Regions from separate parts of the Homo sapiens genome. Here region 1 is linked to region 2. Evidence: read pairs that join two places in POLR2A ChIA-PET (ENCODE). Cell type or tissue: PC-3. All regions are shown on one strand. Links, peaks and the distances in the headings refer to the core of each region. The heading gives the core; the rest is flanking DNA. Region 1 overlaps CCDC148 (coiled-coil domain containing 148). Region 2 holds the start of LOC124907899 (a long non-coding RNA gene).

Region 1 (15,490 bases), core at 6,897-11,896, 580 kb after region 2:
TTGTATGATTTTATATTAAACCTCAAATAAATGCTTCCTTATGTGATTATTTTTCTGTGTCAGGTACCACATGGCTCCATAAAAATATAATTTTAAATAAGCAATAATTAAGGCACAGTTTGTTGTGCGGAGAGAATTGATCCATAGGGAGAAACTGTGGTCCTTTATAAATAGCCAGCCACAGTGACACCCTGTTTCCCAATATGTAGATATATTCCATGCTCTTAAGGCTTCATCTGTCTGTTACCTGAAGTTTCCACCACATCTTTGGATGATGTTTTTCCCCTCTGGATATCTGAAGACACTGTCCTGAGACAAAGTCACAGTGTTGTGATCACTGGAAGCTTTCTAGTAGACCATGTGTCCTCTGGATTGTAACATAATGATTATTAGTAACTCCTTTTGCTTTGTTCTTGTCTCTGGAAAGCCATCTTTGAATTGCTAATTACTTCTTTGACTTTAGAGCTAATCAGTGGTCTGCTAGAAAAAGCTTTACATGCAATTATAATCATAACACCATGATGTTAATTCTCTTAGTAAAAATCCAAATAAATATAGAAAAGAACACTGTAAAACTGTGGTAGGAACTATAGTTTAAAGTAGTGAAAGTAATTATAACACAAGGAATTTCACAGATAGGTATGAGATTATCCATTAAAGTTTGATCAAAAGTTCAATTAAAATTTGAAGTAGTGGCAGAATAACTGATTTAGTTATATTCTGTTAGTGTTATGTCACAGCCATCACAACACTGAACAAAATATTTTCTATTTGGGCATTCTGAGGAAGCTGTATTACAGTTAACTGCAAATGCCGTGTGAGTTTAGAAAAAGTCATGATAGTAAATATCATTTTAATGTAGTTAGTGAATAAACTTGAGTAGGTAAGCATTTGCATATTCAGATGTAGGAAGGAATAGTGCAAAAGGTAAGTCTTAGATATGTTAATGTTGATCCAAGTGTTCCTGACTCCTGTCATTACAGTATATTTTCCTGGTTCATTGAAAAGAAATAATTTCATATCTAGGTTTTAGAGGACCTAGGTAAACACAAACTTTGAATTTGGCATTCAGTGTAGTTAATTGGATTTAAGGATGTTTGTCTCCAGGTTAACTACTGGGATTGGCACATGTGTCCGCATGCAGAGTAGTTAATCTTGTGCAACCAATTTAAGTTTTTTATGCTTATGAACCTGCCTTTTAAAAAAATTTGGTGCCTGTAACTTTATTTGTTCCAGTGATATTTGCACTTGTTGTGCTATAAAGTTACAATGCTCTTGTCCGTTTTTCCTTCTGTTTTTCTATTACACCTTACACCTAGGATAAGTACCAATGTTGGCTATTGCAAAGGATTCTGCTTATTCTTTTAACATGCAACTTTAGGGACTAGAAGGCAGTTCATTTTGTGTTGTCAGTAGGCACAGTGTCTAGGTAGTGAATCCTGTAAGTTCAAACGTATAATTAAGTGAAAAGTTGACCTTGAGATTGTCCTTTTCTCTGACCAAAAATGAATAAAGGCTTTTGAAATAAATAAAAATAATAAAGAAATAATAATTTGACCTCACAGTGAGAGTTTATCTAAAATTGGCTATACTATAATTTCAATAAAATATAAGCCTCATTTTAAAAGGCCATAAATAGTCATTCAGAACAGATGAAATGATAATGCACATTAGGCAACAATTCATAAAGTGTTTAACAAATTTTCATTTATGACTTATTATGTTCATGATTCTATAAAAATAAATGGAAACCACTGAGTAATTCATCCACTTATCCATTCAAAAATATTTATGTAGGGCCTAGTGCTGAGGACATGGATCTTATTTTCACTGGGGGACAAAGTGGCAGTGACATAACCAGTTTTATACAATTATAAACAAAGTATGTATTTAAAGGGAAAAAAGGGCTTTCTTGAAGAGGTGGCAAAGCTGAATCTATAGATATTATAAATAGGAGTTAACCTGGAGCAGAGTGTGATTTAAAGGTAGGAAAGGATATTTCAAACAGAATTGCATATGCTGAGATACTATGGCAAGGAGGAAAGAGGGAACCAGGTATGGTGGCTCATACCTATAATCCCAACACTTTAGGGGGCTGAGGCAGGAGGATTACTTGAGCTCAGGAGTTCGAGACCAGCCTGGGCAACATGGCGAGACCCCATCTCTAAAAAAAACACAAAAATTAGGTGGGTGTGGTAGCACATGCCTATAATCTCAGCTACCTGGGAGGCCTTAGGTAGGAAGACAGCTTGAGCTGAAGAGGTCGAGGCTACAGTTAGCCATCATCACACCACTGCACTCTAGCCTGGGTGGCAGGGTAAGACTTTACTGAAAAAAAAGAAGGAAGTGGGGCATTTTCCAAAAACTGAAAGAAGCCAGTTGGTTGGGGAACACAGTCAAGATCATTGCGGTAGAGAAGAAGCAGGAGAGGCAGACAATGGCCAAAACACAGAGAGTCTTTTAGGCTTTATTTAGGATTAGAGTCTTTATCCTAAAATCAATAAGAATCTATGGAGGAGACTTAAGGAAGGGGCTGACATGCTCAGATCTGATCTTTGGAAGGTCACTTTATTCTGGGGTATTGAGAGCAGATTTGGGTGGAGGATTAGAGGAGATACACAGAGGCCACTTAGGAGACTGTTACAGTAGATCAGATGAAAGATGATATGTAGCTTAAACTAATTCAGTGGCAATGATGAGAAGTAAATGGGGTCAAAAGACTTAAGAGGTAAAACTACAGAACTTGCTGATGGAGAGAATATACAAGGTGGTAGGGTCAGGGATTGCACGGAATAAGAAAAAGGAAACTGTCCAAGATCTGATCCTCATTTCTTAACAGCACAACTAGATGGGATGGAGGAATAATTCGTTGAAATATGAAACATTGGAAGAGGGCCAGATTTGGAGGCAGGTGTCAGGGAAGGTGAGAAGATAGCAATTTCATTAACTTGACTTTGAGTTGCCTTAGAGATGTCAAAGCAGGCAGGAGGGTTTAGAGCATGTAAGAGAGGGCTAGGCTGGAAATAGAAGTTTGAAACCACAATGAGATACCATCTCACACCAGTTAGAATGGTGATCATTAAAAAGTCAGGAAACAACAGGTGCTGGAGAGGATGTAGAGAAATAGGAACACTTTTACACTGTTGGTGGGACTTTAAACTAGTTCAACCATTGCGGAAGACAGTGTGGCGATTCCTCAAGGATCTAGAACTAGAAATACCATTTGACCCAGGCTTCCCATTACTGAGCATATACCCAAAGGATTATAAATCATTCTACTATAAAGACACATGCACACATATGTTTATTGCAGCACTATTCACAATAGCAAAGACTTGGAACCAACCCAAATGTCCATCAATGATAGACTGGATTAAGAAAATGTGGCACATATACACCATGGAATACTATGCAGCCATAAAAAAGGATGAGTTCATGTCCTTTGTAGGGACATGGATGAAGCTGGAAACCATCATTCTCAGCAAACTATCACAAGGACGGGAAACCAAACACAGCATGTTCTCACTCATATGTGGGAATTGAACAACGAGAACACTTGGACACAGGGTGGGGAACATCACACAGTGGGGCCTGTCGTGGGGTGGGGGCAGGGGGGAGGGATAGCATTAGGAGATATACCTAATGTACATGACGAGTTAATGGGTGCAGCACACCAACATGGCACATGTATACTTACGTAACAAACCTGCACATTGAGCACATGTACCCTATAACTTAAAGTATAATAATAATAAAAAAATAAGTTTGAAAGTCCTTGGTGATCTTTAATGTCATAGGTAAGATTTCCTAGAAAGAGCATGAATAGATAGATAGATAGATAGATAGATAGATAGATAGATAGATAGGAATACTTAGAACTAAGCCTTGAGAAATTCCAAGATATAATGTTAAGGTAAAGGATGATGAGCTAAAAAGGAATCTTAAAAGCAATGGCAAGAGAGAAAGGAGAAAAATCAGATTAGTATGATATTCTAGGAACTAGTGGAAGAGAACCTTTCAAGAAAGAAGGAGCCAATAACATCCAATGCGTAAGTGCATACATAAACAAAAATGTAAATTGTTAAAAGGTTTTTCTGAGGGATTAAGGTAGTAATAATAAAATTAAGAATACAAACCAGACATCTGCTTCTGGCTATAATGGAGTATCAAAGACCAGGCTTACCCTTCCACTGTAACCAACTAGAAAACTGGACAAAATATATAAAACCCATGTTTTCACAAATTGGATAACAGGCAAAACATGTCTGTGATCACTGAAGAAAATGAAACAAGTTGGGTGGGACTCATGATTGCCATGGCTTTCTGACTGGAGGTATACTTCAGGCCATACAACAGGGAGAGCATTCTCAGCATTAGTAGCCTTCAGTAATCAGAGATCAGCAGTCAGGGAAGTGAAGGCATCTGGAAGTTGTGAAGCAGAGTTATAAAAAAGAGGGAGCTATGCATAAAATCAGTTCATAAATCTGCATGTGGCTCTTCTTGAGTCTTTGCTGAATACTGAGAGGTGTGTGCGGAGACGAAAGTAGTACAAATCCCAACAAAAATGGAACAGGAAGATAAAAGGCGAGCAGTTATTCGAGTTCACACAGGGATGAAGATGTTTGACCTCTTACTAGTTAAGGTGGAAAGTCTTTGTAAATCACCCCAATCATTCACAGTAGGGACCTCAGGAGCCTTAGGAGGAAAACTGAAATTTGTTAGAGTAAAGGCAACTCCACACACATTCTACCAAAGCTTAAAAACAAGCCTCAACCTGATCCATGAGTCTTAGCAGCCTGCCAAAACAAGGCCAAAAACTAATTTTTTTAAAAAAGACAGACAAATCAGGCATTCAACAATATTAACATTTACAACATCCTGTATCCACTCAAAAAGCACTCAAAGCACCAGGAATCAGACAAAAAAGTTGATCAATGAACAAAATAAAAATCCGTAAATAGTGATGGGTACAAATATACAATTAAACAGAAGAAATAAGACCTGGTATTCTACAGATCAGTAGCGTGACTACAGTTAATATTAATTTATTGCACATTTTGAAATAGCTTGGAGAGAATAATTCAAATGTTCATAACATAAAGATAAATATTTAAGGTGATGTATATTCCAGTTACCCTGATTTGATTATATGAATGTATCAAATTATCACATGTACCCTGAAAAATATGTATCTATTATGTATGAATTTTAAAAAGCACAAAAAATCCAGTAAATAAAACAGAGAAATGGCAAAAATGATAGAATTAGTATGAAAGAACTTGAAAATAGATCAAATAAGTGTTATGAGTATGCTCCAGGGCTTAAAAGAAAACATAAACATAATAAAAAATGAAAGAGACAAATAAAATTTCTAGAGCTGAAAAAATATAATATGTAAAATGAAAATGTCATTGGATGGAATTAATAGCAGATTAGATCTGCAGAAGAAAAAAATCAATGAACTTAAAGACACAACAATAGAAATTATCTAAAATGAAACACAGAGAGAAAAAAGACCAAAAAATTAACAGAACCTCAATGATATATCAGATAATACCAAGAATACTAATATACATGTAAGTGGAATGCTAGAAGAAAGGAGAGGGAATGAGGAAAAAAATAATTTAAAAAATAAAAGTCAAAATGTTTTCAAATCTGAAAAAAAAGATAAAATCACAGATTGAAGAATACCAATGAACCACAAACCAGGAATTACAAGCCTTAATAAAACCATTCAAAGGCATTTAATAATCAAATTGTTAAAAAAAACTGTCATAAAAAAATCTTAAAAACTTCTAGTGATGGGGTCGAGAAGGGAGACATTCTATATAGAAAAACACAGAGAAGAATGATCACAGACTTCACAGATAAGAATGATCACTGTAAGAAACTATACAAGTCAAAAAAAATGACAGAACATCTGTAAAGTGCTATAAAAAAGGTGTTTTTTAAAAAAAAAAAAACCTGTCAATTTATAATCCTACACACGCTGTGAAATATCTTTGAAGAATAAAGACAAAACAAAAAATTTTTCAGGAAAACAAAAGAGAAGAGATTTTTAGCTGCCCAACAAGGATTATTAAAGAAAGACCTGCACCCTAAGAATTATTAAAGAAAGGCCAAGCACAGTGGCTCATGCCTATAACCCCAGCACTTTAGGTAGGTCAAGGCAGGCAGATCACTTGAGGTCAGGGGTTTGAAACCAGCCTGGCCAACATGGTGAAACACTTCCTACTAAAAATACAAAAAATTAGCTGGGTGTGATGGTGTGTGCCTGTAATCGCAGCTATTTGTGTGGCTGAGGCACAAGGATAGCTTGAACCTGGGAGATGGAGGTTGCATGAGTCAAGATTGTGCCACTGCACTCCAGCCTGGGCAACAGAGCAAGAAAAAAAAAATGATACCAGATGGAAAAAATATGTAGCACTGTTTACCACACATATACATGAAAAATAAATTTTAACAATGGCAAAGTACAGAATAAGAAAAATGAAAATATCTTGTGTTAAGGGTTTTATATAATGAATAAGCTGATAAAACATAATTTAAGATATACTGTACTGAGCTAACCTATAAATTCTAGAGGAACCACTAAAAATTATAACTAATAATATCATAGTACAGATAAAGTAGAATAAAACATAATCAAAAGGGAGCAGAAAAAGGCAAAGAAAATTAAAAAAAAGATGATGAAAATAAAAAAAAACAGCAGGATGGTAGGCTTACATCCAACCATAGTTATAAGTATATTAAAGGTAAATGACATAAATACTATAATTAAAAGGCAGAGATTGTCAAACATGATAAAAACAAGACAAACAATATGGTATTTACAAAAAGCCCACTTTAAATACAAACAAAAGTATGGGTAAAAAATACAAGAATGGCAAAAGATATACCACAAAAATACTAAATATACTATAAACAACTTTATGCCACAAAATTCAACAATGTAGATGTAATGTCCAAATTCCTAAATGACACAAATAGCCAAAAATAACTCCAGAAGAACAGAAAATCTGAATTCCTTACATCTATTAACTCAATTTCCTTATTAACAACTCCCTCAAAGAGAAAATTCCAGATGTACACTATTTGACTGGCAAATTTTATCAATCTTCTGAGGAATAAATAATATCAATCCAATACAAACTCTTTCAGAAATTAAAGGAGAAAAGAACACACCCCAAGTCTTTTCAAAATGTTGGTATCTGCCTGATACCAAAGCCAAAAAAATAAATTACAGGAAAAGAGACCAGGCGTAATGGCTCAAGTCTGTAATCCCAGCACTTTGGGAGGCCAAGGTGGGCAGATCACCTGAGGTTAGGAGTTCGACACCAGCCTGGCCAACATGGTGAACATGTGTATGATGTGATGCCTCAAATCATACACAAAAATTAACATAGGTAAAATTATAGGTTGGGTGCAATGGCTCACACCTGTAATCCCAGCATCTTGGGAGGCCAAGGTGGGTGGACTGCTTCAGCTCAGGAGTATGAGACCAGCATGAAAAACATGGCAAAACCTCATCTCTACAAAAAAAAAAAAAAAAAATATATATATATATATATATGACTTGGGTGTCATGGCCCACACCTGTAGTCCCAGCAACTCAGGAGGTAGAGGCAGGAGGATTGTTCAGGCCTAGGAAGTCAAGGCCACAGTGAGCTGAAATCAAACCACTGTACTATAGCCGGGGCAACAGAGTAAGTCCTTGACTCAAATATATATATATATATAAAACAAAAGCACAAATAAAAGAAAAACAATACAGTGGACTTTATCAAAATTAAAACTTTTGTCATAAAGACACTGTTCAGAAACTCAAGTTGCAAACAAAATACTAGGAGAAAATATCTATGATACATATATCTGACAAAGCACTTGTATCAAAATATGCAATGAATTTTTAAAATCTCAATAGTAAGACAAACAACCTAATTTTAGAAAGGGTAGGTCTGCAGAGGGAGGTTCCAAGATGGCCGAATAGGAACAGCTCCAGTCTACAGCTCCCAGCATGAGCAACGCAGAATATAGGTGATTTCTGCATTTCCAACTGAGGTACCAGATTCATCTCACTGCGGCTTGTCAGACAGTGGGTGCAGCACACCAAGTGTGAGCTGAAGCATGGTGGTGCATCGCCTCACCCAGGAAGTGCAAGAGTGGGGGAATTCTCTTTCCTAGCCAAAGGAAGCTGTGACAGACGGTACCTGGAAAATCAGGACACTCACATCCTAATACTGCGCTTTTCCAAGGGTCTTAGCAAATGGCACACCAGGAGATTATATCCTGTGCCTGGCTCAGAGGGTCCCACGCCCATGGAGCCTCGCTCACTGCTAGCACAGCAATCTGAGATCGAACCGCAAGGCGGCAGCGAGGCTGGGGGAGGGGCGTCCGCCATTGCTGAGGCTTGAGTAGGTAAAAACGGCTGGAAAGCTCCAATTGGGTGAAGCCCACCGCAGATCAAGGAGGCCTGCCTGCCTCTGTAGACTCCACCTCTGGGGGCACAGCCTATCTGAGCAAAAGGCAGCAGAAACTTCTACAAACTTAAACGTCCCTGTCTGACAGCTATGAAGAGAGTAGTGGTTCTCCCAGCACGCAGCTTGAGATCTGAGAACAGACAGACTGCCTCCTCAAGTGGGTCCCTGATCCCTGAGTAGCCTAACTGGGAGGTACCTCCCAGTAGGGGCCATATGACACCTGATACAGCCAGGTGCCCCTCTGAGACGAAGTGTCCAGAAGAAGGATCAGGCAGCAACATTTGTCATTCTGCAATATATGCTGTTCTGCAGCCTCCACTGGTGATACCCAAGCAAACAGGGTCTGGAGTGGACCTCCAGCAAACTCCAACAGACCTGCAGCTGAGGGTCCTGACTGTTAGAAAGGAAAACTAACAAACAGAAAGGACATCCACACCAAAACACCAACTGTATGTCACCATCATAGAAGACCAAAGGTAGATAAAACCACAAAGATGGGGTAACCAGAGCAGAAAAGCTGAAAATATTAAAAATCAGAGTGCCTCTTCTCCTCCAAAGGAATGCAGCTCCTCACCAGCAACAGAACAAAGCTGGACGGAGAATGAATTTGACGAGTTCAGAGAAGAACGAATCAGACGATCGGTAATAACAAACTTCTCTGAGCTAAAGGAGGATGTTTGAACCCACTGCAAAGAAGCTAAAAACCTTGAAAAAAGATGAGACGAATGGCTAACTAGAATAAACAGTGCAGAGAGGACCTTAAATGACCTGATGGAGCTGAAAACCATGGCATGAGAACTACTTGACACATGCACAAGCTTTAGTAGCCAATTTGATCAAGTGCAAGAAAGGGTATCAGTGATTGAAGATCAAATGAATGAAATGAAGCGAGAAGAGAAGTTTACAGACAAAAGAGTAAAAAGAAATGAACAAAGCCTCCAAGAAATATGGGACTATGTGAAAAGACCAAATCTATGTCTGATTGGTGTACCTGAAAGTGACGGGGAGAATGGAACCAAGTTGGAAAACACTCTGCAGGATGTTATCCAGGAGAACTTCCCCAATCTAGCAAGGCAGGCCAACATTCAAATTCAGGAAATACAGAGAATGCCACAAAGATACTCCTCGAGAAGAGCAACTCCAAGACACATAATTGTCAGATTCACCAAGGTGGAAATGAAGGAAAAAATGTTAAAGACAGCCAGAGAGAAAGGTTGGGTTACCCACAAAGGGAAGCCCATCAGACTAATAGCAGATCTCTCGGCAGAAACTCTCCAAGCCAGAAGAGAGTGGGGGCCAATACTCCACATTCTTAAAGAAAAGAATTTTCAACCCAGAATTTCATATCCAGCCAAACTAAGCTTCATAAGTGAAGGAGAAATAAAATACTTTACAGACAAGCAAATACTGAGAGATTTTGCCACCACCAGTCCTGCCTTACAAGAGCTCCTGAAGGAAGCAATAAACATGGAAAGCAACAACTGGTACTGGCCACTGCAAAAACATGACAAATTGTAAAGACCATCAATGCTAGGAAGAAACTGTATAAACTAACAAGCAAAATAACCAGCTAACATCATAATGACAGGATCAAATTCAAACAAACAATATTAACTTTAAATGTAAACAGGCTAAATGCTCCAATTAAAAGACACAGACTGGCAAATTGGATAAAGAGTCAAGACCCATCAGTGTGCTGTATTCAGGAGACCCATCTCACGTGCACAGACAAACATAAGCTCAAAATAAAGGGATGGAGGAAGATCTACCAAGAAAATAGAAAACAAAAAAAAGCAGGGGTTGCAATCCTAGTCTCTGATAAAACAGACTTTGAACCGACAAAGATCAAAAGAGACAAAGAAGGCCAATACATAATGGTAAAGGGATCAATTCAACAAGAAGAGCTAACTATCCTAAATATATATGCACCCAATACAGGAGCACCCAGATTCATAAAGCAAGTTCTTAGAGACCTACAAAGAGACTTAGACCCCCACACAATAATAATGGGAGACTTTAACACCCCACTGTCAACATCAGACAGATCAATGAGACAGAAAGTTAACAAGGATACCCAGGAATTGAACTCAACTCTGCACCAGGCAGACATAATAGACATCCACAGAACTCTCCACCCCAAATCATCAGAATATACATTCTTCTCAGCACCCCATCACACTTATTCCAAAATTGACCACATAGTTGGAAGTAAAGCACTCCTCAGCAAACGTCAAAGAACAGAAATTATAACAAACTGTCTCTCGGACCACAGTGCAATCAAACTAGAACTTAGGATTAAGAAACTCACTCAAAACCACACAACTACATGGAAACTGAACAACCTACTCCTGAATGACTACTGGGTACCTAACGAAATAAGGCAGAAATAAAGATGTTCTTTGAAACCAATGAGAACAAAGACACAACATACCAGAATCTCTGGGACACATTAAAAGCAGTGTGTAGAGGGAAATTTATAGCACTAAATGCCCACAAGAGAAAGCAGGAAAGATCTAAAATGGACACCCTAACATCACAACTAAAAGAACTAGTGAAGCAAGAGCAAACACATTCAAAAGCTAGCAGAAGGCAAGAAATAACCAGGATCAGAGCAGAACGGAAGGAGATAGAGACATGAAAAATCCTTCAAAAAAATCAATGAATCCAGGAGCTAGTTTGTTGAAAAGACCAACAAAATTGATAGACCGCTAGCAAGACTAATAAAAAGAAAAGAGAGAAGAATCAAATAGACACAATAAAAAATGATAAAGGGGATATCACCACTGATCCCACAGAAATACAAACTACCATCAGAGAATGCTATAAACACCTCTACGGAAATAAACTAGAAAATCTAGAAGAAATGGATAAATTCCTCGACACATACACCCTCTCAAGACTAAACCAGGAAGAAGTTGAATCTCTGAATAAACAAATAACAGGCTCTGAAATTGAGGCAATAATTAATAGCTTACAAACCAAAAAAAGTCCAGGACCAGATGGATTCACAGACAAATTCTAGCAGAGGTAGAATGAGGAGCTGGTACCATTCCTTCTGAAACTATTCCAAATAATAGAAAAAGAGGGAATCCTCCCTAACTCATTTTATGAGGCCAGCATCATCCTGATACCAAAGCCTGGCAGAGACACAACCAAAAAAGAGAATTTTAGACCAATATCCCTGATGAACATTGATGCAAAAATCCTCAATAAAATACCGGTAAACCGAATCCAGCAGCACATCAAAAAGCTTATCCACCATGATCAAGTGGGCTTCATCCCTGGGATACAAGGCTGGTTCAACATACGCAAATCAATAAATGTAATACCTCACATAAACAGAACCAAAGACAAAAACCACATGATTATCTCAGTAGATGCAGAAAAGGCCTTTGACAAAATTCAACAGCGCTTCATGCTGAAAACTCTTAATAAATTAGGTATTGATGGGACATATCTCAAAATAATAAGAACTATCTATGACAAACCCACAGCCAATATCATACTGAATGGGCAAAAACTGGAAGCATTCCCTTTGAAAACTGGCACAAGACAGGGATGCCCTCTCTCACCCCTCCTATTCAACATAGTGTTGGAAGTGCTGACCAGGGCAATCAGGCAGGAGAAGGAAATAAAGGGTATTCAATTAGGAAAAGAGGAAGTCAAATTGTCCCTGTTTGCAGATGACATAATTGTATATCTAGAAAACCCCATCGTCTCAGCCCAAAATCTCCTTAAGCTGATAAGCAACTTCAGCAAAGTCTCAGGATACAAAATCAATGTGCAAAAAGCACAAGCATTCTTATGTACCAATAACAGACAGAGAGCCAAATTATGAGTGAATTCCCATTCACAACTGCTTCAAAGAGAATAAAATACCTAGGAATCCAACTTACAAGGGACGTGAAGGACCTCTTCAAGGAGAACTACAAACCACTGCTCAATGAAATAAAAGAGGATACAAACAAATGGAAGAACATTCCATGCCCATGGGTAGGAAGAATCAATATCGTGAAAATGGCCATATTGCCCAAGGTAATTTATAGATTCAATGCCATCCCCATCAAGCTACCAATGACTTTCTTCACAGAATTGGAAAAAACTACGTTAAAGTTCATGTGGAACCAAAAAAGAGCCCGCGTTGCCAAGACAATCCTAAGCCAAAAGAACAAAGCTGGAGGCATCATGTTACCTGACTTCAAACTATACTACAAGGCCTCAGTAACCAAAATAGCATGGTACTGGTACCAAAACCGAGATATAGACCAATGGAACAGAACAGAGCCCTCAGAAATAATGCCGCATATCTACAACCATCTGATCTTTGACAAACCTGACAAAAACAAGAAATGGGGAAATGATTCCCTATTTAATAAATGGTGCTGCAAAAACTGGCTAGCCATATGTAGAAAGCTGAAACTGGATCCCTTCCTTACACCTTACACAAAAATTAATTCAAGATGGATTAAAGACTTGAAGGTTAGACCTAAAACCATAAAAACCCTAGAAGAAAACCTAGGCAATACCATTCAGGACATAGGCATGGGCAAGGACTTCATGTCCAAAACACCAAAAGCAATGGCAACAAAAGCCAAAATTGACAAATGGGATCTAATTAAACTAAAGAGCTTCTGCACAGCAAAAGAAACTACCATCAGAGTGAACAGGCAACCTACAGAATGGGAGAAAATTTTTGCAATCTACTCATCTGACGAAGGGCTAATATCCAGAATCTACAATGAACTCCAACAAATTTACAAGAAAAAAACGAACAACCCCATCAAAAAGTGGGCGAAGGATATGAACAGACACTTCTCAAAAGAAGACATTTATGCAGCCAACAGACACATGAAAAAATGCTCATCATCACTGGCCATCAGAGAAATGCAAATCAAAACCACAATGAGATACCATCTCATACTAGTTAGAATGGTGATCATTAAAAAGTGAGGTAACAACAGGTGTTGGAGAGGATGTGGAGAAATAGGAACACTTTTACACTGTTGGTGGGACTGTAAACTAGTTCAACCATTGTGGAAGTCAGTGTGGCGATTCCTCAGGGATCTAGAACTAGAAATACCATTTGACCCAGCCATCCCATTACTGGGTATATACCCAAAGGTTCATAAATCATGCTGCTATAAAGACACATGCACGTGTATGTTTATTGTGGCACTATTCACAATAGCAAAGGCTTGGTACCAACCCAAATGTCCAAGAATGATAGACTGGATTAAGAAAATGTGGCACATATACACCATGGAATACTATGCAGCCATAAAAAAGGATGAGTTCATGTCCTTTGTAGGGACATGGATGAAGCTGGAAACCATCATTCTCAGGAAACTATTGCAGGGACAGGAAACCAAACACCGCATGTTCTCACTCATATGTGGGAATTGAACAATCAGAACACTTGGACACAGGGTGGGGAACGTCACACACCGAGGCCTGTCGTGGGGTGGCGGCAGGGGGGAGAGATAGCATTAGGAGATATACCTAATGTAAATGATGAGTTAATGGGTTCAGCATACCAACGTGGCACATGTATACATATGTAACAAACCTGTACGTTGTGCACATGTACCCTGGAAGTTAAAGTATAAAAAGAAAAAAAAAGATGTCTGGATAGTTACATGACATTAGCCATGTATATATGCTGGCAACATGATATCCAAAAAAGAAAGGGTAGACTATTTGATCATATGCTTCACAATAGAAGATATAGTAATGCTCAATAAGCATATTAAAAAATGTTCAACATCCTTAGTCATCAGGAAAATGTAAATTTAAACTACAATAAGATGCCACTACACACACATTACAGCGGATAACATTTATTATTATTACTTTACTTTTTTATACAAGGTATTTCTCTGTTGTGCAGGCTGGAGTGCAGTGGTGCAATTATGGCTCAATGTAGCCTCCACCTCCTGGGATGAAGCATCTTCCTATCTTACCTCCTGAGTAGCTAGGACTACAGGCATGTTCCATCACACCCAGATATTTTTTTTTTTTACTATTACTTTTAGTAGAGATGAGGTCTCACTATGTTGCCCTGGCTGGTCTTGAACATCTGGGCTCAAGAGATCTTCCTGCCTCAGCCTCCAAAGGTGCTGAGATTACAGGTGTGAGGCACAGCACCCAGCCTAAAATTTAAATGTTGATAATATCAAGTGTTGACAAGAATGTGGAATAACTGAAACATTATAGATTGCTGTCAGGAGTGTAAAATGGTGTAGCCATTTTGGAAAACTGTTTGGCAGTTTCTTAACTGTTAAATAGTTAAACATAAACTTATTTTGGGACCCAGCAATATCAAGCGAAACAATGTACACCTCCAAAAAAACTGTACATAAATATACATACATTACTCATAATAACCAAAAACTGAAACAACTCAAATGCCCATCAACAGGTAGATGAATAAAGAAATAAATACATGCACAATAGTCCCCCGTTATTCTCAGGAGATGCATTCAAGACCCCCAGTGGATACCTGAAACCTCGAATAGTACCATAACCTATATACGCTGTTTTTTCTTATACTTATGTACCTATGATAAAGTTTAATTTATAAATTAGGCACAGTAAAAGATTAACAAAATAACCAATAATAAAATAGAATGTTTATAGCAACGTACTATAATAAAATTATGTAAATGTGGTCTCTCTTTCAAAATATCTTAATTTTTTGGCAGGTAACTGAAACTACAGAAAGTAAAATCACGAATTAGTGGGAGACTACTGTAATGGAATACTACTCAGCAATAAAAAGGAATGAACTAATGTTGAACAAACTGAATGACTACTAGTATACTCCAGACTGTTCATGTATTTTTGTCTGATAGCTGTTCAATAGCCTATTAAAAAGAAAATGAGCCAGGCATAGTGGTGCACACCTGTAAGTAGCAGCTACTTGGGAGGCTGAGTCAGGAGCATTGCTTGACAGGCGTTCAAGGCTGTAGTATACACTGATCACACCTGTAAATAGCCACTGCACTCCAGCC
Region 2 (15,490 bases), core at 6,414-11,413:
TAATACCTATTTTACATTTGAACTTATTATACACATGCATATAAAACTGAAACACAAATTTAACGAAACAATTATTACCCTTGCAATTCACAAGCTTTATTCAAAACTTCAATTTCCTTTTATTTCTAGTCTTGGGTGTGACTCCCTAAACTGATCCAGTAATGGACTGAGATCTAAAGTTCACAAAAAAACACTAGGACATGCCTATCAGAGATTGACCTGAGCAGGAAGATGTTGATAATATCAAAAAAAGCTACTCTCTTTTAATTTTATGGCTAAGGGAGAAAAAAATTAGAAGTTTTACTCTACAACAGAGAGTCCATTTTAAAAGCCTTAAAATACAACATCAGAAACGATGTTTTTAAGGAATGTTTTAAATTTTCTCATTATATTTTCTATTTAACCACTGTTAAGTCCCAACCCATCTGGGTGTCAGATGTGAGACTCAGTTTGATATTGAATGTTCCGTTCAAAAAACCTACCTGCTATGAGATATGCAAAGGTAAGCAAGACATGGTTCTTACCTTCAAAGAGTTTATAATCTACCAAGAAAGAAAAACACTGAAAAATAACCACACAAGAATTACAAACAGTAATACTATGGGAACACAGAAGAGAGAAAAACTGATTTTAGCCAGAGGATGAGACATGACAAAGACTGCATGGAGAAAGAGATGGAGTTTGAACTGGGGAGGGGGCGAGGAGTGGAGACAGAGAGCAGCTGACAGAGAGACTCAGAAAGACAGAGAAGTCTGGTGAATAGTAGGATGTGGCCATTTAAAAATATCCCCCCACCACCCCATTCTATAAAATACCAGAGCTGCATTCTTAAAACTGTCATGGTGTTCAACAACAAGGAGAGTTTGAGAAACTATCACAGCCAAGAGGAACCCTAGGGGACATAACAACTCAATGTAATGTAACCTGGGTGAGATCCTGTAACTGAAAAAGGACACTGGGGAAAACTAAGGAAATCTGAATGAAGTATAGCTTTGATTGTTTAAAAATGGCCCCCAAATTCTTTGGCTCTCTTCTCATCAAGAGGTGGGATCTATATCTCCTTCTCTTTAACGGGGCTCTGTGACAGCTTGACCAACAGAATATGGTGGAAGTGACACTGTAACAGCTTCCAGAACCAGATCTTAAGAAACTGGAAGCTTCCACTTCCTGTCTTTTGAGACACTTGCTCTTGGAACCCAGCCGCCATGCTATGAGGAAGCTCAAAATAGCCCATGCAGAGAGACCACATGTAGGTGTTTCAGCTGACAGCCCCAGCTGAGCTCCCAGCCAACAGCCAGCATCAACCGCCAGACATGCGAGTGAATGAGCCTTTGGATGATTCCAGCCCCCAACCTTCAAGAATTCCCAGCTGAGGCCCCAGACATTGTGGAACAGAGACAAGCTGTCCTTGCTGTGCATGTTCCAAATCCCTGACTCACTAAACTGTGAGCACAATAAAATGGTTGTCGTTTTATGCCATCAAGTTTGGGATAATTTATTATGCAGAAAGAGATTGACTGGACCAGCAGGCAGTCTAGTTGGGCTATTGTCAGGAGCAAAAGAGGACATGGAAAAGAGTCTGAAAGAAGTCGCACCTCATATCTTAAAAGTCAACCTAAGCAGTTTAATATTTCTTGTATCTATATAATGGTGAGCAGTTGATGGTTGAAAGTCAAGGGAATTACATGATTGGATTAGAAAGATGATTATTAGCAGCAATGAACATGAGGGATTTCCAGCAAGCTCAAAGAAACAGCTGACGAAGCTACAACAAAAATGAGTGTTGCTGTCATAACTACACACATTTTACAAATGAAGCAGTTTAGAGGGAAAGATAATCTAGAATAATCTGTCATCTAATCTAGTAGCAAATCCCATTGGCTCTGTCTTCAAAGTATATCCTGATTCCAACCAATCTCTTCTCATACTTTCAAGTCTGGTCCAAGAAATCACTACCTCTCACCTAGACCAGTACTTATACAACTAAATTACTATCTGTAATGGACCAATACTTTTGTAAAACTCCTTGTTCAATGGGTTGAATCCACTGATCACAGGTACTGATGGCAATGTCAAATTACCATAACAGTCTCTAAACACTATCTTAATTTCTGTACCTATCACATTATCAAAAGAAACAAACAGTTCGTTGGACAAGCACTATGTACTATTGTTTCAAACTCTCTATCAATATCAATCTTCAAAATTTGCAGGGAAAAAATTGGAATTTCTGAAATTATAAATTATTTTTTAAATACTTCCAATAGTGTTCATTCACTATTATAAACTTTTTAAACTGTTTAATAAAAAATGTGAAGTATAGTAGTATATATCAAAACTGTAGCTTACAGAAAATATCCAAACACTAGGAAATGCCTACAAACATTATTGTATAGTATTTGAATAAGCTAGCAAGTTTAGCAGTACTACACAGAATCACGCATCGAAACTGTCAATTTAAGAACTTACTTTGCTTCCAAACCTCATTATCTTTTGGCACACTACACATAGGCTTTTATTAAAAATATTCTACACATAGATTTATTAATATTTACTTTATTTGCAATAATGACTCATTGTTAGCAGGAGACAGGGGCCAGGAACATACACGGATAACCTGGCAACAGCCAACAAGCAAGTGTAACTAGTTAAATTGTGGCCACTTTCCTGCTCCTCTCTCCATTCCTGGAATAGTCAACCTTAACCTCCTACCCAGGTGTCAGTGTTTCCTGTTCTGGCTTTCAACTTGAAATCAGCAGATTCTTTAAACCAGTAACATTTCTATGTTGACTGTGGCTAGTAGCTACCTTACTGGACAATGCAAGCATAGAGAATCTTAAAAGATGCGATTGAAAAAGAGAAGAAAAGCAACCTCAGAAAATTCCAAAACTTGGAGAAAAGAGGTCAGCAAAGAATGAAGTCAGAAAGGAACAAGTAATCACTAGATGCTTCAGAAAAATTAAAATGAGAAGGCCGGGTGCGGTGGCTCATGCCTGTAATCCCAGCACTTTAGGAGGCTGAGGTGGGCAGATCACTTGAAGTCTGGAGTTTGAGACTAGCCTGGTCAACATGGCAAAACCCTGTCTCTATTAAAAATACAAAACTTAGCTAGGTGTGGTGGTGCACACCTGTAGTCCAAACTACTCGGGAGGCTGAGGCAGGAGAATCATTTGAACCCGGTAGGCAGAGGTTGCAGTGAGCTGAGATCGTGCCAATGTACTCCAGCCTGGGCGACAGAAAAGACTCAGTCTCAAAAAAAAAAAAAGAGGGAAAAATGCCAACAGACTACATAGACTCAGACCAAGTCCCAGGCAAGACTTGAGAATGTATTTTAAACACTTAGAAAGTAGTAATCCCTGCAAACCCTAATAGTAAGAACAAATCATACAAGATTAACCCAGTTTCCTTTTCTCGTTAAGATTCCTAAGCTGGCAGTTCAAGGGAACATATACATCTAGACTTGACAACATCTCTTATGAAATATTTGTGATCAAGATAAATAAAAAGTCAAAAGATAAAAAGAAAAAGAAGTTTACTTGGACAGGGGCAGTGCCTCACACCTGTAATCTCAGCACTTTGGGAGGCCAAGGCAGGCGGATCACTTGAGGTCAAGGGTTTGAGACCAGCCTGGCCAACACGGTGAAACCCCGTCTCTACTAAAAATACAAAAGTTAGCTGGGTGTGGTGGTGCACATCTGTAATCCCAGCTACGCAGGAGGCTGAAACAGGAGAATTGCTTGAACCTGGGAGGCGGAGGTTGTAATGAGTCGAGATCGCGCCACTGCACTCCAGTCTGGGCAACAGAGTAAGACTGTGTCTCCAAAAAAAACAAAGAAAAGTTAGCTTAGCAGATCTGTTAACTTAACAGATCCATCTTAACTTAACAGATCTATCTTAACAGATTAGACAGATCTGTTAAGTTACTACATTCAAAGGGTGCTATTTCAAAAAACCCATATCTTCCCTAAAATGATAGAAATGGAATCCAATGCAAACTGCTATGGGCAGGACCTAGCAAACGGAAAGTTAACTTAAGGTAAATTTAAGATCCCATATGCAGTAAAGAGAATAAAAGACAAGGGTATAAGCAGACAAGGAGAGGTTGAGGAAGACAGGACCTAGCAGTACCATCTATGGAAAAAAACTGAGATTTCTGTGGGTGATCAACTCTTCAAGTAAAACCAAGTGGCCACCTGAAATATAGCAGTTTGAGCTGCATAATACAAGCATGGAAGTCAAAAAATCAGGAGAGAAAACCCAGTCAGGAATATTGCAATCAGCTCTAGAAACCAATTTTTAAAGACTCAATCAAACAGAAGTATGAGCAACAAGGCAGGCAGGATGGTGACGACCAGTGGAAGCTATGGAGACATTCTTAGAAAAAAGATATTAGGGGTGAATATGACAGCTCTAATCACATAAAAATACTATTATACTCTATATTCTGTATAGCTGAAAAGAACTGTGATCAAAGGATAAATAGAAGCTACATTTATTATAGGCCAAAAAACCCTCTGTCAGTCAGATTACTCCAAAGGCAGAGTGGGCTCCTAGTAGATATCGCATCCCCTAACTTTGTAGAATTTCAGTGAAGGCTGAGGATTCACTCAGAGGGTAAAATGCAGAGCAACTGCAGGTAATGGAGAGATGGGCTAAATAACTCTTCCCAATCTTGTGACCCTACCACTAAAAAGAGGACTCCTGAGAGGGAGACAGAGAAACACACACACACACACACACACACACACACACACACACACACACACACACACACCACCCCCACCCCACCCGCCCAGTCCTGGCATTTGGTAGGCACTTCCGAAACATGTAATACATGGGAGCAATGTAAGATTATTATGTTCTGAAGAAGACTACAGGCTGAAGAGGCAAGAGCATTGAATGTGGATTCATTTTTTAAAATGCTTCCTCAGGAAGGGGCTTATGAGAGGTATAGGCATCAAAACACTTTAAAGGACAGAATACTTAAGCCTATTTCCAAACTCAAGAGAAAAGGCCAATAAAGAGGACAAATTAGAGAGAATTGGGGAGAAAGAACAGAGTTGAAAAAAATAAAGAATAGGCCAGGTGCAGTGGCTCACACCTGTAATCCCAGCACTTTGGGAGGCCGAGGCGGGTGGATCGCTTGAGCTCAGAAATTCCAGACCAGCCTGGGCAACATGGCAAAACCCCATCTCTATAAAAAATACAAAAATTAGCTGGGCATGGTGGTGCATGGCTGTGGTCCCAGCTATAGGGAGGCTGATGTGGGAGAACTGCTTGAACTAGGGAGGTGGAGACTGCAGTGAACAGAGGTCATGCCACTGTACTATACAGCCTGGATGACAGAGCGAGAGCCTGTCTCAAAAAAAAAAAAAAGAAAAAAAAAAGAGCAAGACCTTGGAAAAAGAAAGGGAAACTAGACTCAAATATCAGGCACAAGTTAAGTGCTGCATAAAATGTTGAAGACAGATCTTCAGACATAAAAACAAAACTATGAAAAATATTATTTTAAATAGTTATTCAAACATACACAAGATAGGTACCAATTTTATCACAAACATCATCTGCCATAGTTATATGATCCTCTAAATGGTATTAATTCCCACAGAACTCCTAAAACCATCCACAGAAGATTCCTTTAAAACAATATAAATGTCATAGTATCAAAATTAGATAAAGCAGAGGGCTGTCGAACAGATTTAACACTCAGGCACTAGGTACTGAGAGTTCAGCTGTACCAACCTGCTGACCGGAAAACAATGAAAAGACCCAAAGCCTCTATAGTAAAGGGCATCAGTGGATTACTTTAATAAAAGGTAGGATGTGGAGATGTTCAAGGGAGAAAATTCTCTCATAAAACTTATTGTAGCTAGTAATATCCTAACAATAAGATCTCAAAACTAGAAGTTCAGTTAAATAACGACTTGTTCCATGCCCAAATATTTTTAAATCAAAATAGAGTAGCCAAATTATTGCTACTTACTTGAATTACTATAATATCCTTCCTGTTCCTAGTTTCACAATTACCCAAAAAATAAATAGATTGTATTAGTCTACTCAGGCTGCCATAATAAAACATCATAGATTGGGTGGCTTAAACAGAAATTTACTTTCCCACAGTTCTAGAGGCTAGAAGTCCAAGATCAGGATGCCTAGTGTCAGGTTCTAGTGAGGGTCCTCTTCCTGGCTAACAGGGGCAGCCTTCTTGCTGTGTCCTCATGTGGAAAGAGATAGCAAGTTCTCTGATATCTCTTCTTACAAGCTGACTAATCCCATCAGGAAGGTCCCGCCTTCATGACCTCACCTAAAGCTAATTACCTCCCAAAGACCTCATCTCCAAATAGCATCACACTGAGGGTCAGGGTTTCAGCACATCAATTGGGAAGGACAAAATTCAGTCTAAAGCTCAGATGAATAGACACCATTGAAAAAGAACCTTCTTAAAGCTGCTGCTCATAACCGTTCCAAAATCCAAATCTAATCTGATCCTTTTCCTCCCTAAAATCCAATAGCTAGCATATTTCAGGATAAGACCTGAATTGTTTAGGAAGCAATAAGTAGTCTTCATGACATAGCCATTACCCACCTCTCCAGCCTTATGTCACATCAATTCCCACAGGCACCCTAAGCTACAGTTCAACTAAACTACCTGCATTCCCAGCTGGTACTATGCTCTTCTTATGCCTTCTATCTTTACAATGAAGTTTCCCTATGCTAAAATGCCCTTCCTCTACATTACCAGGCTAACTTCTACTTATTCTTCAAGTCCTCACTTAATATCTTCCAGGGTCAGAAGCTTCCCTACATCCTTCTCCCTAACGCAGGTTAAGTTTCCCCCTCTGGGTCACTGCTGTACATTGTGCACACCCGCATTTGCCAAGCTGTACTGTAATCACTGATTTACGTGTTCCTTTTACTAAGCCATGAATTCTCTTGAAGCCAGGAATAGCACCTTTGGTCTCAGTGTCACCAACACATAATCAACACAGAGCCTAGCACATAGTTAGTATTCAAAAAATTTCAACAAATAAAAAAGCATGAATCAATCAGACCCTAAAGGAGTAAAAAAAAAAAAAAAAAAGAAGCATTTTTTTCTTCCTAACATTTCATACCTATCTTCCACACACATATTTCTAGCTAGTTATCTCTCTTGATTTGCACAAAGACTTGGTGATTATTTGATACCCAGCAAAATGGAACACAACATAAAAACATCACTGAAAGATCAAGAACAGAGATAGAGGAAGACAATGACAGTGTTCTGCCATCACACTGGCAAATCCAAAATGAAAAAAGAGTGTATCGGCCGGGTGCAGTGGCTCACGCCTGTAATCCCAGCCCTTTGGGAGGCCGAGGCGGGAGGATCACGAGGTCAGGAGATCAAGATCATCCTGGCTAACACGGTGAAACCCCATCTCTACTAAAAATACAAAAAAATTAGCCAGGCATGGTGGCGGGCACTTGTAGACCCAGCTCTTTGGGAGGCTGAGGCAGGAGAATGGCATGAACCCGGGAGGCAGAGCTTGCAGTGAGCCGAGATTGTGCCACTGCACTCCAGCCTGGGGGACAGAGTGAGACTCCGTCTCAAAAAAAAAAAAAAAGAGTGAATCTTTTTCAGGCCGGGTGCGACCGATGGCTCACACCTGTAATCTCAGCACTTTGGGAGGCTGAGGTGTGTGGATCACAAGGTCAGGAGATAAGAGACAATTCTGGTCAACATGGTAAAACCCCAACTCCACTAAAAATACAAAAATTAGCTGGGCATGGTGGTGCATGCCTGTAGTCCCAGCTACTCAGGAGGCTGAGGCAGAAGAATCGCTTGAACCCGGGAGGCAGAGGTTGCAGTGAGCCAAGATCGTGCCACTGCACTCCAGCCTGGCAACAGAGCAAGACACCATCTCAAAAATAAAATAAGTATATAAGACAAACCTTACACTCTCCCAATGTTACAGGCTAGTACACTGACTTTTAGCATTTTTCAAAAATGCCAACGAACTGGCCAGGCACAGTGGCTGACGCCTGTAATCTCAGCTCTTTGGGAGGCCAAGGAGGGCAGACTGCTTTGAGCTTAGGAGTTTGGGACCAGCCTGGGCAACATGGTGAAACCTCGTCTCTTAAAAAAAAAAAAAAAAAGTGTGTGTGTGTGTGTGTGTGTGTGTGTGTGTGTGTGTGTATATATATATATATACACACACACACACACACACACAAAAATTAGCCGGACGTGGTGGCTTTCATCTGTGGTCCCAGCTATTCAGGAGGCTGACATGGGAGGATCACTTTAGCCCAAAAAGTGGAGGTTGTGAGCCAAGATCGCGCCACTGTACTCCAGACTGGGCAACAGTCCATGCCAATGTCAATGAACAACTGATGAGTCCTCACAAAGGAAAACTCTGTCCCATTTGAATTACAGATGGCATTTTTAGGTTTTAAATCAAAGCACCTTCCCTAGAAGAATAACTCACTTGTGCCCCCCTCATCAGAAGTGCCAATGTTATACAAAGAGTCAGCAACACCGTGAGTGGTCTTGAGGGGGAAGAGCTTTATAAACTGTAAAGTCTGGGGGAAGAGCTTTATAAACTGTAAAGTCTGCCTCAAATGCCAGTGGTCATTACTGTCTGAATTATACTTGCAGGGTCAATGGTCCTTCAGCAAAAGGGTGGCTGCATCGAGTGGTGGGAAATGACTTGATGTTTTGTCTGACTCATACTTTTTTTTCCTCCCAAGAGGAACATGCTCCTCATGCTACATTTTCTGATGACCAAACATTAACTCATCCGCCTAAATCTCTTCAATGACTAAAAAGTTCCTCGCATCATCATGAAATAGTAGCTTGAAATTTTAATGTAAACACAAGGAATCAAATGCTTATTCCTCTTCCTCAACCTACGACACCCCAAAAACTTAAAAAAAAAAATACATTTCAGTGTAGTCTGAAGTACAGATTCTTTGACAAGACTCTACGAGACAGATTATATCCTCCCAGCCCTTAGTAGAGGTAGAAAAAAAGTGCTATAATGTGCTTTTTTCCTGTGGCTATAATTAAAGTTGAAAAAAGCCTTCAGTTCCCCCACTAAGATATCATCAGCTCTGCATTACTCCAATCTCATCCTCATATCCGTGCGGTCTGCTGTCTTAAAAGTGCCTCCACCTATTTCCAGTTTCCCCTGAGCAACTCCTGCCTGCTTTCAACTATTCACTCACTCAAAACTTCTCATCTCTTGTCCTAAAACTTGCTGATCCCAGTTCTGTATTCTCTTTCATCATTCTCCTTCCCCAAATCCTAGTGCCATATCTATAATGACTCATGGGAAAGATCATTACAAAAAATTAAAACTTGTCAGTGGCCCATTGTGATAAATGTGGAGAATGTTTAACACAAAACAACACCTCCCTCAATTCAAACTAACAAGTATTTATTGAGTGCCTGTGGTGTGCCCCGTGGTGGTTACAAAACATCATCTTTACTGGACTTGAGCTTTGTTACAGGGGCTAGTTCATTTTCAGGTCCTTCCATGCACATACAGAGAAGGGTCCCTTTGAAGTCCAGAGAGGTTTGGGCCGCTTCCACTATAGATGATTTCTGGTATCAAAAAATATTTTTTAAATGTAAAAATAGGATGACAAAAATTGTGTATGTTTTAAATATTTACAAAACATGCCAAGCAATACTATTGGGCTGGTCTCAAGATAATTACATGGTCCGATACTGAGACGCAAGTTCAAGGTTACATGATCCATGCTACCTTCTTTCAATCCTGTTGAAAATATACAATCCTGGGCCAGGTACAGTGGTTTACGCCTGTAATCCCAGCATTTTGGGAGGCTGAGGCAGGTGGATTGCTTGAGCCCAGGAGTTCAAGACCACCCTGGGCAACATGGTGAAATCCCGCTTCTATAAAAAATACAAAAATTAGCCAGGTGTGGTGGTACGCACTGTAGTCTCAGCTATTCAGGAGGCTGAAGTGGGAGGATCACCTGAGCCCAGGAGGTTGAGGCTGCAGTGAGCCATGATTGTGCCACTGCAATCCAGCCTGGGTGACAGGGTAAGACCCTGACTCAAAGAAAAAAAGAAAGAAAAAGAAAATACACAATTCTGGATATTTCTGGGACTCTGTGATACAAAGGTAATGTCAAGACAATGTGAAGTCCTTGTGTGTGGTAAAGCTTGGACCAAAGGGCTCTCCTACCCATCTCCGACACCCACGGTCTCAACAATGAACACATGGTCCCCGTCCTCAAGGAAATTATAAACTAATTGGAAAAAAAAAAAAAGAAGAAGATACCCTTCCCCCGTCTTCCTCCACCATAAGGAAGAAATACTGTACCAGAGAGACCAGAATTGCACCCTGGATCCATCACTAAATCATTCATCATCAGCAGGTCCTCCTTAATATATTTAAACCTCAAAGGCTTTTTTCTCCCTGTAAAATAAAATAATATCATTTTCTGCCCTGCCTCCGTACAAGGTTATTAAGAGGATCATGTAAAATGCAGTGTTGCTTTGGTAAACTACAAAGCCCTCCAGAAATGTGTACCACATATAGACAAAGGCTGAATACTTAATCACAAGCAGCCTTGTCAGCACCGTAAGAAATCCTAATGACATTTATAAGAATATCAATTCAGAAATTGAGATTGTTGTGTCTAGAGAATAACAGAGCAAACTTTAGGGAAGATGGAGAGAAAAGGTGAGTAGTTATGATTTCAAAATAAAGGGATTTTATGGAGCCCCAGGTAACTCTGGCACTTTTTCTGTGAATGTGTGAATGCTCCTTGTAATTTTTTCTTCCTTGTTGACATAACTTCCATGAGTAACCAGAAGATGACTACTCCCCAAACAAACCCATATTTATTCCCTAAGGTCCCACACTATGCCAGGCTTTTTCGTCAGTAAAAACTTAAAAAAAAAAAAGTCACTCGATCTAGTGGTCTCCTCCCTCTCAACCCACTAAAAGTTGGTTTCCTCCTTTATGCTAAACTTACGAACACTACTAATGATGACTAACTTACCAACAAAATGCCCTCTTGAGCTCTTCTCTTACTGGGTTCTCAGGGCTACCTGGGAGGAGCCTTCCCTTCCTCTCTATGGCGATAGGAGCCTCTCTTCAGTGTTCCTCCTACCTCTCAGGCTGTTCCCAGACTCTTCTCTCAAGGTCCTTCTCCAAGAACTCATCCCTTGGACCAAGGTGACAGATCCACCCTCTCCCCTTTCTCTCAGGAAATTCTGATCCCCACTTGAACTTTACCGCCTCCTGTACCAGGAAGCAGAGGCTCTCATCTGTATCTAGCCCTTTCCTCTCTAAGCTATTAAATATATTAATTGTTTTTCTTCTTTTTATTTTTATTTTTTGAGACACAGTCTTGCTCTGTCACCCAAGCTGGAGTGCAGTGGCGCAACCTTGGCTCACTGCAACCTCCATCTTGAGGGTTCAAGAGATTCTCCTGCCTCGGCCTCCCAACTAGCTGGGATTACTACTGGTTATGGATTACATAACCATTACGCCCTGCTAATTTTTCTATTTTTGTCGAGACGGGGTTTCACCATGTTGGCCAGGCTGGTCTTGAACTCCTGACCCCAGGTGATCCGCCAGCCTCAGCCTCCCAAAGTGCTGGGATTACAGGCCTGAGCCACTGCACCTGGCCTATTTTTAATTTTTTTAATAGAGACAGGGTCTTACTATGTTGCCCAGGCTGATTTCCTACTCCTGGCCTAAAGCAATCCTCCTGCTTCGGCCTCCCTAAGTGCTAGAATTACAAGCATGAGCCAGCATGCCCCATCTGTTTTTCTTCCGACAACTCACCAGACAGCTCTACTTGGACATCCCAAGTCCTCTCAAATACAGCCTGTCACCTTACTGCATTCCCCACACCTTCCTGTTCTGTTATGTGATTGTCAGAGGCATTTGAATCAGAGCAACTCCATCTTGAATAGGGGCTGAGTAAAATAAGGCTGAGACCTACTGGGCTGCATTCCGAGACAGTTAGGCATTCTAAGTCACAGGATGAAATAGGAGGTCGGCACAAGATGCGGGTCATAAAGACCTCACTGATAAAACAGGTTGCGGTAAAGAAGCCAGCCAAAACTCACCAAAACCAAGATGGTGACGAGAGTGACCTCTGGTCGTCCTCACTGCTATGCTCCCACCAGCGCCATGACAGTTTACAAATGCCACGGCAATGTCAGGAAGTTATCCTATATGGTCTAAAAAGGGGAGACATCAATAATCCACCCCTTGTTTAAAAAATAATTCGGAAATAACCACAAAAATGGGCAACCAGCAGCCCTTGGGGGGCTATGCCTATGGAGGAGCCATTCTTCCTTTACTTTCTTAATAAACTTGCTTCACTTTACTCTATGGACTCGCCTCCAATTTTTTCTTGCGCGAGTCCAAGAATCCTCTCTTGGGGTCTGGATTGGGACCCCTTTCCAGTAACATGATCATCATCTACCCCCAGATTGCCTGCAGTTATCAGATTCTCCTTTTCCTACTCTATTCCACCCTACAGATCAGATCAATCACCACATCTCATGGGCTCAGACTCCCAAACAGCCCTGAAATCTGCAATATCCTTTCCAGCCACACCACTCACCAAATAAGTTCCAGCCCCCTAATTTGTGCCCACACTTCGATTATCCCCCTAAGTGTTTCCCAAAGTGTGGAACATGTACAACTGGTGGTCGCCTCACATGCTGCTAGGTGATTCTTCAACTTTTTTTTCTTTTTAATGGTCGTTTTTTGTATTATAGATTATACTTAAGAAATAAATTCTTAAGTAGCATCTCAAGACTACATTTCCACAGGTATAATTGCTTTGAACAAACTTTCATGACGTTTGAATAACCTGAGGACCTTTTGAAAAGTCTACCCCATACCCCAAGGGCCAATACATACCCCAGACCAATTAAATCACAACCTCATGAGGTGGGCACAGGCTCAGGTCTAGAAACTCCCCAGGTGCTTCCAATGCAGACAAGTTTGGGGACCAGTCCATGAAAATGAGACTGAAACAGGAATTGAAGGAAAGAAGGCTGAGCCCACCTAAAGAAAATAAAGCAAATAGTAATATATGTGGTAAACTGCCAGGAAGGGTACCCACCAACTCCACCCCAATTTGCCCACTTCGGCAGTGAAAGTCTGGCATCCCAGGATATCCCTCAGTCTCCGCTAAACCCGGACAGTCAGTCACCCTACTCAGGTAAGGCAAAGTGTCTAAGGTTTAGGAAGCAGCGCTGGCATTCTCCAAAATGTGTTCAGCAGAATGCTACCCACCACCCCTAGGGTATTAACAGCTGTGAGGCTACAAAGACTTCCACTGTGGAACAAATGTGGAACACCCTAGGGATATTCCAGGATAAGTGGTTAAGCTAATGGTTTTCTTCAAAGCCAATTTCTCAAAACTTTCAATTTACTATGATACTTTACATTGTCCAAGAGAAGAATATAATATCCTGCATTTTTCAAACTTATTTGAGGACCTTTTTTGGTGAAGCACCTTATACACTATTAAGGTTTCAAGAAAGCTTCTTGGCAGATGCTGCTCTACATATACTTCCAGACAATTTTTAGAAAATATAAATCTAATAATGTCACTTCTTCATTATCAACTTTTTGCTAGAAAAAAAAAAATCCAATCTCCTTTGCAGGTGGTCGACTTTCCAAGCTCTCCCATCCTTTACCCCTTCCTACGCTCAAGTCCAATGTTTCTCAAACTTTTAGAAGCATTCAGATCACTGGGGGATACTGCTGCAAAGCTGATTCTGATCCAGCAGGATTTGAGGTAAGCCTGAGACTCTGTGTTTCTATTGATGCCATCACTGCTGACCCAAGGACCACACGCTGAGTAGCAAGGTTCTAGCCATATTCAGTTTTAAAGGTTGCTGTCTCTACTGAAAGCCTCTGTGCCTAGAAGGCCCTTTCCCCACCTGACAACATCCTACTTAACCTTGAAGACACTCAAGAACATCAGTTCCCTGAGATGACCTCCAGTGCCCTCAAACAGAACTGTACATCCCAATTTTATGTTTAGAGCTCTAATGTGGCACTTCACTTTACTGTACATTGGCTATTTCTTTTTCTGCCTCTGCCAAGCTGAGCTCTCTGACAGCCTTTCTGTCTATATCCTCAGTGCCTGGCACACAGTAGCTACTTAATAAATCTATATAGAAGGATAGAATGGCCATGAAAAGGAGATAATATGTGAACTTTGTTGAAGGAGACGTTCAGAAAATAAGGCTGTTATGCAACATCAAGTCTGTCAGTTCGGAGTTGTGTGGTTGGGGACCTTCAGCAGGAGACAGAATGAGATTCTATGCCATCATTGCATACAGTCCTATCACAAAGGAATAGCACCACGCATTTTTATACTATATAAAAATAAAATAAAATTCCCAGGTTTCTTGACATGAAAACTAAATCCAGGTAATCTTCTGTTTAACATTTAACAGACTAAAAATCAACAGGCACAGTAGGAAATGAACCACCATTTCACCTCTAAATCTGTGTTCATCCACTTTATGGAGAATCCTTCTGACAATTCTAAGTTTAAACAAATCTTTGTGAAAAGAGTATTCCAGCAGGTTTAATGTAGTCACAGCTGTCAAAATCACGGGCAATGCATCATACTTAAGAGAGCATTTGAAAATGTGTCAATAATTATAATTACACACTTGTAGCAGATCTAATATACTTTCACCACCCTTTAACTTCAACTGATGTGAAATTAAAGCTAGTTACTTAAAAATGCAACTCTTAGATCATAATTTAATCCTAAAGTAGATATAAAACCTGTCACACTAGAGAGGTACAGTACATTTTACTCAAGAGGATAAAAGGCCACGGCATTATAATACATCATTTTAGGTAAGGTGACCACCTTTAATGTGGAAAGGGTAAAATACATTATCTAGCTGACATAATTTTGAATATTTACTTTATCCATTTGTATTTAAAGATTGTCTCTTCAAAATTATGCATGACCCACAGCACAGAGATAACTGCTAAACTTTAGGATTATTTCCTACCAATCTTTTTTTTCTCTACATCCATATATATACGTTAACTACAAATATGAAAGTGTACTATGTTTCATGTTTATGTTTATGGAACTGTACTACAGAACTGTACATAATTTATATGAAAGGAATTATACTATGTTTTGAGTGTCCTGCTTTTTTCATGTAATATTTTGTGTACTCTCTATAGTCATTCATTCATTGCAACAATTTCTGTGTGCCTCCTATGCATAAGACAGCATACTAGGCACAGGATAAACATATACACATACACACACACACACACACACACACACACACACACACAGAGTACAAAACAGACATACCTTGTATTTACTAATATATATATAAGGTAGTATCTGTAAGATACGGAAAATAATTAAGGCTCAAACTAGATGGAATAGCCAACAAAAGCCTCTTTGAAAAGGTAACTACTGGCCGGGCGCGGTGGCTCACGCCTGTAATCCCAGCACT

The links. ChIA-PET counts read pairs that join two places held together with the same protein. Peaks named below come from ENCODE experiments on the same cell type or tissue, not always from the same donor. Only the 100,000 strongest peaks of a DNase experiment are listed, where the experiment ranks them.
Region 1: POLR2A ChIA-PET joins it to region 2 with 23 read pairs; 2 of 35 experiments call an interaction of 5 or more read pairs at or near these places.

What each region holds. Positions count from the first base shown.
Region 1 is chr2:158,425,539-158,441,028 of GRCh38, forward strand. The region is part of intron 1 of CCDC148 (coiled-coil domain containing 148); the gene reads right to left. Among named protein-coding and RNA genes, the nearest start is that of CCDC148, 23 kb to the right of the region's middle. In PC-3, for the core only: no CTCF peak of the experiment used is centred there; no DNase peak of the experiment used is centred there.
Region 2 is chr2:157,847,137-157,862,626 of GRCh38, forward strand. The region is part of intron 1 of ACVR1 (activin A receptor type 1); the gene reads right to left. It overlaps LOC124907899 (a long non-coding RNA gene), which reads left to right and starts at 11,327. Exons shown (of 2, transcript XR_007087271.1): 1 at 11,327-15,443. In PC-3, for the core only: no CTCF peak of the experiment used is centred there; DNase peaks (open chromatin) are centred at 8,735 and 10,995; H3K4me3 peaks cover 714 bases; H3K27ac peaks cover 3,662 bases.